Regions from separate parts of the Homo sapiens genome. Here region 1 is linked to region 2. A link is a loop called in an ENCODE intact Hi-C map of the cell type or tissue named here. Cell type or tissue: GM12878. All regions are shown on one strand. Links, peaks and the distances in the headings refer to the core of each region. The heading gives the core; the rest is flanking DNA. Region 1 has its middle 25 kb from the start of BCL6. Region 2 has its middle 84 kb from the start of BCL6.

The links. A loop is a pair of places that touch in the nucleus more often than their neighbours do. Peaks named below come from ENCODE experiments on the same cell type or tissue, not always from the same donor. Only the 100,000 strongest peaks of a DNase experiment are listed, where the experiment ranks them.
Region 1: it touches region 2 in a loop (2.6-fold over the local background); 4 of 110 quality-filtered maps call a loop at or near these places.

Annotation. Positions count from the first base shown.
Region 1 is chr3:187,768,891-187,771,810 of GRCh38, forward strand. No RefSeq gene overlaps it. Among named protein-coding and RNA genes, the nearest start is that of BCL6, 25 kb to the left of the region's middle. In GM12878, for the core only: no CTCF peak of the experiment used is centred there; a DNase peak (open chromatin) is centred at 1,531; H3K27ac peaks cover 1,083 bases.
Region 2 is chr3:187,827,598-187,830,517 of GRCh38, forward strand. No RefSeq gene overlaps it. Among named protein-coding and RNA genes, the nearest start is that of BCL6, 84 kb to the left of the region's middle. In GM12878, for the core only: no CTCF peak of the experiment used is centred there; a DNase peak (open chromatin) is centred at 1,624.

The sequences.
Region 1 (2,920 bases), core at 306-2,805, 59 kb before region 2:
GACAAGGTGGAAGCATAGAGGCTGTTTAGGAAGAAATTATCATAATCCTGGAGAGAGACAATGGTGGCTTGGACTGGGAGGTAGTGAGAAATGTTTGAATTCCTGCACATATTTTCAAGTCAGAGACAATAGTATTACTGATAGATTTGAAGTGGGTTATGGAGAAACAGGAGTCAAAGATGGCTCCAAGTACTTGCACCTGAGCAACTGTAACAAATGGGCTTGTTATTTACTAACATAGGAAAGACTTTAGGTTGAGCAGGTTTGAAGGAGTTAGAAGCATATCAGGAACTCCCATTTGTGTATGTTCAGTTAGAGAGGACTAATAGACATTCAAAGGCAGATAACTCAGCAGGCAGATGGATTTCTGAATCTAGAGTTCTGGAGAGAAATCTAGCTGGAGATAGAAATTTAGGAGTTCTCAGGGTCTAAGATTTTATTAAACCTGTGAAACTGAATAAAATCTCCAAGGAAGTGAGCACAGAACAAGAAGAGGTTCAATGGCTAAGCCCTGGGCCACTCCTTGTTCAGAAGTTTGGGAGAGGAGAAGGCACTAGCACAGGAGAATGAGAAATAGCCAGGGAGATAGGAGAAAATCTTCAGCATCCTTTCTGGAAAATCTGACCAAAATTTGCACCTCCTCTTCAACTGTTGGTTTATATTTCCTTAAAGGAGGCAGATTAGAGAGAGGTATCTTTAGAGGGAGAATCATGCCCCTTCTCTATGCTGTATAGTGCTTAGTGTCCAAGAGCTCTTCAGTTACATTCAATTAATGTGTTAATTTACAGCTGAATCACAAAATAATAGAGTATAAGGGACCCAATAAATCATCTGTATTTGTGATTTCCGAACTGAATTCTTTGGAGCAAGTCAAAGGACTTATTTTCTATCTGCATTGGGAAACCTATAAAGCTGTGACCTTCCTTTCCTAGAAGAGCTAATAAAAGCAACAGCATCCAGGCAGTCAAAGATACAGGCCTCACCCCTTCCTTCTAAGAAACGGTTGTGATTTTCATCAGACCTCAAACCTTTCAGAAAGTTCCAGGGGCTTGGATCTAGTCAAGAATATCTACAGGGCAGAGGGGCCAAGGGAGAAACACACTGTACTCGAGAATTTGGCCTCATTTCAGGCTGATGTGAGAAGGGAAAATACCATCTGCCACATTCCTTCCTCTTAATACCAACTAAAAGCCTAGAATCCTAGGCAGGATGGTAGCCATCATCTAGTTTAATCACCTCCTAAGAAGATGAGGAACTTGAGCCTAGAAAGGCCCTATATCTTATTCAAAATCACATATCAAGTGTGCTCCATCCGAGATTAAAAAACCAGGTCTCAACTTAAAATTTTCTGCTCAGATTCAGAATCAATTAAACTCCACTAGCATTTACTATATGCCTGGAAACATGCCAGGTGCTTTTACATGTTATTCTCTATCCTCACCACAATCTGCACCTGTAAGACTGATATGATTATCTCTCTATTACAGATGAAAGCATTGATGCTGAGACAAGAAAGTGATGGGAAAATCCCATGTCTGTTTGATTTCATGTCTAGTGCTTATTCCAGCACACCTGCTACCTTCCTCACCAGGACTCATTTCACAAGCTCATGCACTCTCACAGTGCAAGCAACTAACAAATACCCTGCCATCCCACCAATAGATTAGGCCTCTCCAGCCTGGTACGTCAGTGAATGACTTACCTTGAAGACAGAGTGTGGACTTCATAAACAAACTGCCTAGGTTTGAATCATGACCTTGCCACTTATTAGCTGTGCAACTTTGGCTCATCCCTGAACCCCAGTTTCTTTATTCGTAACTAGGAATGATATACTTACCCGCAGGGAGTTAGGATTAAGTAATATAATACATGTACTAATAAATCATTTAGCACAGGTCTGACATGTACAGTATATGTTCAATAAATGTTAAATGTAATAGAAAACGGCTGATTCTTTTAAACCCTGTAGCTGTTTTGGAACACACTGTTCAGTGCTTCAAAATCCTTTCTTGGAAAATGTCTAGGTGGAGAACCCAATACCAAAACCCAGATGTGACAAGGCTTAGGAGTTTCAACCACTCTTTGTACCAGCAGGGTTCAATCAGGAAAGCAGAACCAAAAATAATACAGAATAATGGATTTATTATAGGAATTAGATCTTATACAATTGATATGAGGCCAAAGGTATATAGTGAGAGTAAGTCCTAAAAAATCTTTTGAAATCTCAATGAAAAATATTTTTATATATACTTATGGTATAAGAAGAACCAATCAGAGTAAAATTTGGACTGTCTCTGGGAAAGAGGAGTCTCAAACTGGAGAACAAAAAAATTCGGCTCCTTGTGACATGGTTTGAATCCTGGATCAAGTCTTACCTGGTCTGTTTACTTACATAAGACAACAAATTCTCTTTTTTTGATTTAAAAAAAAAGAAAAATATTTTTATATATAAAATAGATACACATAGATATATGTGTATATCTATATATAAAATGTATGTGTATGTGTGTGTATATATGTGTATATATATATGTATATATGTGTATATATATACATATATATATATGTGTATATATATATGTATATATATACAGAGACACTGGAAGAAAACTTACCAAAATCTTTATAGTGGACATCTCTGATTGATGGGATAATGGAGAGGTTTTATTTTCATTTTCATTTACTTGCTTTCTAATTTTGTACACTAAACAAGTATTCAGGCCGGGTGCAATGGCTCATGCCTGTAATCCCAAAACTTTGGGGACCTAGGCGGGTGAATCGCCTTAGGTCAGGAGTTCAAGACCAGCCTGGCCAACATGGTGAAATCCTATCTCTACTAAAAATACAAAAATTAGCCAAGTGTGGTGTCGCACACCTGTAATCCCGGCTACTCAGGAGGCTGAGGCAGGAGAATTGCTTG
Region 2 (2,920 bases), core at 330-2,829:
TCACCATGTTGACCAGGCTGGTCTCGAACTCCTGGGCTCAAATGATCTGCCCACCTCAGCCTCCCAAAGTTCTGGGATTACAGGTGCAAGCCACTGCACCTGGCCCCTGAACATCTCATATTCCACAAGAAGGTCTATTTCAGGACTTGGTAGACAGGACTGCATACCCCTAAGCCACTGGTGTGCTGGAAAATGTTTAATTACCAGCTCTTGAGAGGATGGAGATCTCCCCTCTTGTGGTATTTGCTAATTTCCCACCACAGCCAATGTCAAGCTGCCAACATGACCTCACTGAAAGTGGACCAGAGGAGGGGAATGCCATTGGCTGTGGTGAGCTGGGAGGAGCAATTCTGGTACCATGGCCACCAGCAGTCCCAGTGCTCTACAGCCAAGCCCTGAGATCTTTGCACCTGATAGTCTTACGCCTGATCACGTTACTTATTTATTTTATTTTGTTTTTTCTTTTGTCAGACCTGGTCAACAGGAAGTAATTGCCTGAGCTCTTTAAAGCAACTGAGCTGAATGTCAGGAAACTGGAGTCCTAATCCAGGCCCTTTTTTGACTGACTGAGTTGGGATAAGACTTTCTACCTCGAGGATCATCAGGTGCAAAATGAAAAGGTTTGAAAAAATTAGGAGTTTATGGGGTTGGTATCTTGGCCTCCAAATCTCTGAGAGTGGTTGGAGGACAATTAAAGTAGGACTCCTGACCCGTCTTCCACCAAAGGTGCTTTGCTTGTGTATACTTTATATACAACTCCAGATCAGGTTTACCTGGAAGGTGAAAGAAACAGGTTCCACTGATTATTAAACGAAGGAATGAGTGCTGAGGCCCCGTCAGCTGAAATGTTTTCTATTCCTCCATGATTCCAGAACAAAACTCTCAGCCCCACCCATACACTTTAAGAAGGAAGCACAGAAGGGGTGGTTGTGGGAAGGAGAGCTGGCAGGGTGACCAACCCCAAAGAACAAGGCAAGGGAGCCAGACAGGCCAGGAGCACTGGACGGGCCCCTGGGATGCTGCACAATTCCTAGCATGCTTCTTCTAGAAGACTCCTCCAACAATCTCTGTGAAAAGAGAAATATTTTTACCTGCCCTTGGATGGCATTTAGGTCTGGGGTAGAAGGTGGCAGCTGTTTAACAGCCCATGGTAACACTGCACAGCAATTAGGGCAGGAAGTGAAGAAGGCTGTATCACACAGAAACTGCCAAGGTGGAATTGAGGTCAAGAGATTGCAGTTCCTCCAAAGTGAATTCACCCTTCTTCCCACCTGGATGGCCTCTGCCAGTGACTGGGGGATCTAGGGGAGCAAGAGGTGGTTTTCTAAAGAAGAGGGTCCTTCATAAAGGTGTGATACAGCATAGGTACTCGTGGGCAAGGGCAGGGCTTTTGAGAATGCCAGTGCAGAGACCACTCCACTGCTCTTAGGAATCGTGTGTCTAGTGACAATGTGGAGGGGAGGTTGAAGGGGAATCACTGGGCTGGGGAGACCAAGTGGCAGATAAGAGGTGTTGCCTAAGTGACAGACCATACACCTGTCAATCAAGAACAGTGACAGGATGGACTTTGTTCTCAGGGGCCAGGTGTTTCATTAGGGAGTACAATTTCATGCTCATACTTCTCTTTTTGACATTTCCGGCCTCTCCATAGTCCCTGTGGGTTGGATCTGTGCTTGGCAGTTCCTCTGATTGAGGGAAAGACAACCTTTTCTTGTGTGCTGTATTTATACTCAGGCATGAAATAAGACCGAGCAAACGTCATCCCAGAAACCTCAGGCCACTTGAGAGAATTTCGATCTGTAAGTGTAAAAGTAGCACAATGTCTGCCTCTCTCTTCACACTTGGGCAGAGGGGTTTGAGGAGATGATGATGATATTCTAGAGCAGTCAAAGAATTTTAGGGCTAGAAAGGGCCTTGGAGATGGATTTTAGGTCAAAAAGCTTAAAAGACTTATGTTGGCTCTACTTTTTTATTTTTTTTCTTGAGACAGAGTCTTGCTCTTGTTGCCCAGGTTGGAGTGCAGTGGCACAATCTCGGCTCACTGCAACCTCCATCTCCCGGGTTAAAGCAATTCTCATGACTCAGCCTCCCAAGTAGCTGGGATTACAGGCACGTGCCACCACTCCCAGCTAATTTTTTTATATTTAGTAGAGATGGGGTTTCACCACGTTGGCCAGGCTGGTCTTGAACTCCTGACCTCAGGTGATCCACTCACCTCAGCCTCCCAAAGTGCTGGGATTACAGACGTGAGCCATTGTGGCCAGCTGGCTCTACTTTTAACGTATCCAGAATCCAATCGCTTTTCCCCACCTGCAGCTATCCTTCTGATCCAAACTTCCAGCATTTCTTCCTGGAATATTGTGATCACCTACTACCTGCTTCAACCCTTGCTTCTCTCTGCTTCAATCCTGTGCCCCTTAGTATATTCTCAGCACAGTAGTGAAAATAATCCTCTTAAGATGTGCATTGGATAATGTCACACTTCCACTCAAATCCTTGCCTTGGTACCCCATTACTCTTGAGAAAAAAACTCAAGTCCTCAAAATAGCCTACCAGGCCCTACAAGACTCACCCTGTATTGCCTCTCTGACCTTATCTCCCATTACTCTCCCAGGTACTCCAATAGCTGACCACACTGCTCCAGCCACACTGGCCTCCTTGTTGTTCCTAGGATGTGCTCCTATTTTAGTCCTTTGCCCTCCCCTGGCACACTCTTCCTACAGACATATGCTCAGTTCACAGTCTCCTCTTCTTCAAGCCTGCTCATGTCTCACCTTCTCCCCCAGGCCCCACCTTGACCATGCTATTTACATATCAGCCTGCAAGTTGGTACCTGTTCCCCACTCCAAATCTGGGACTTCTGCTCCCCACCCCTCCATGCTGCTCTACTTTTTTTCCCCATAGGACTTAGCACCTCCGA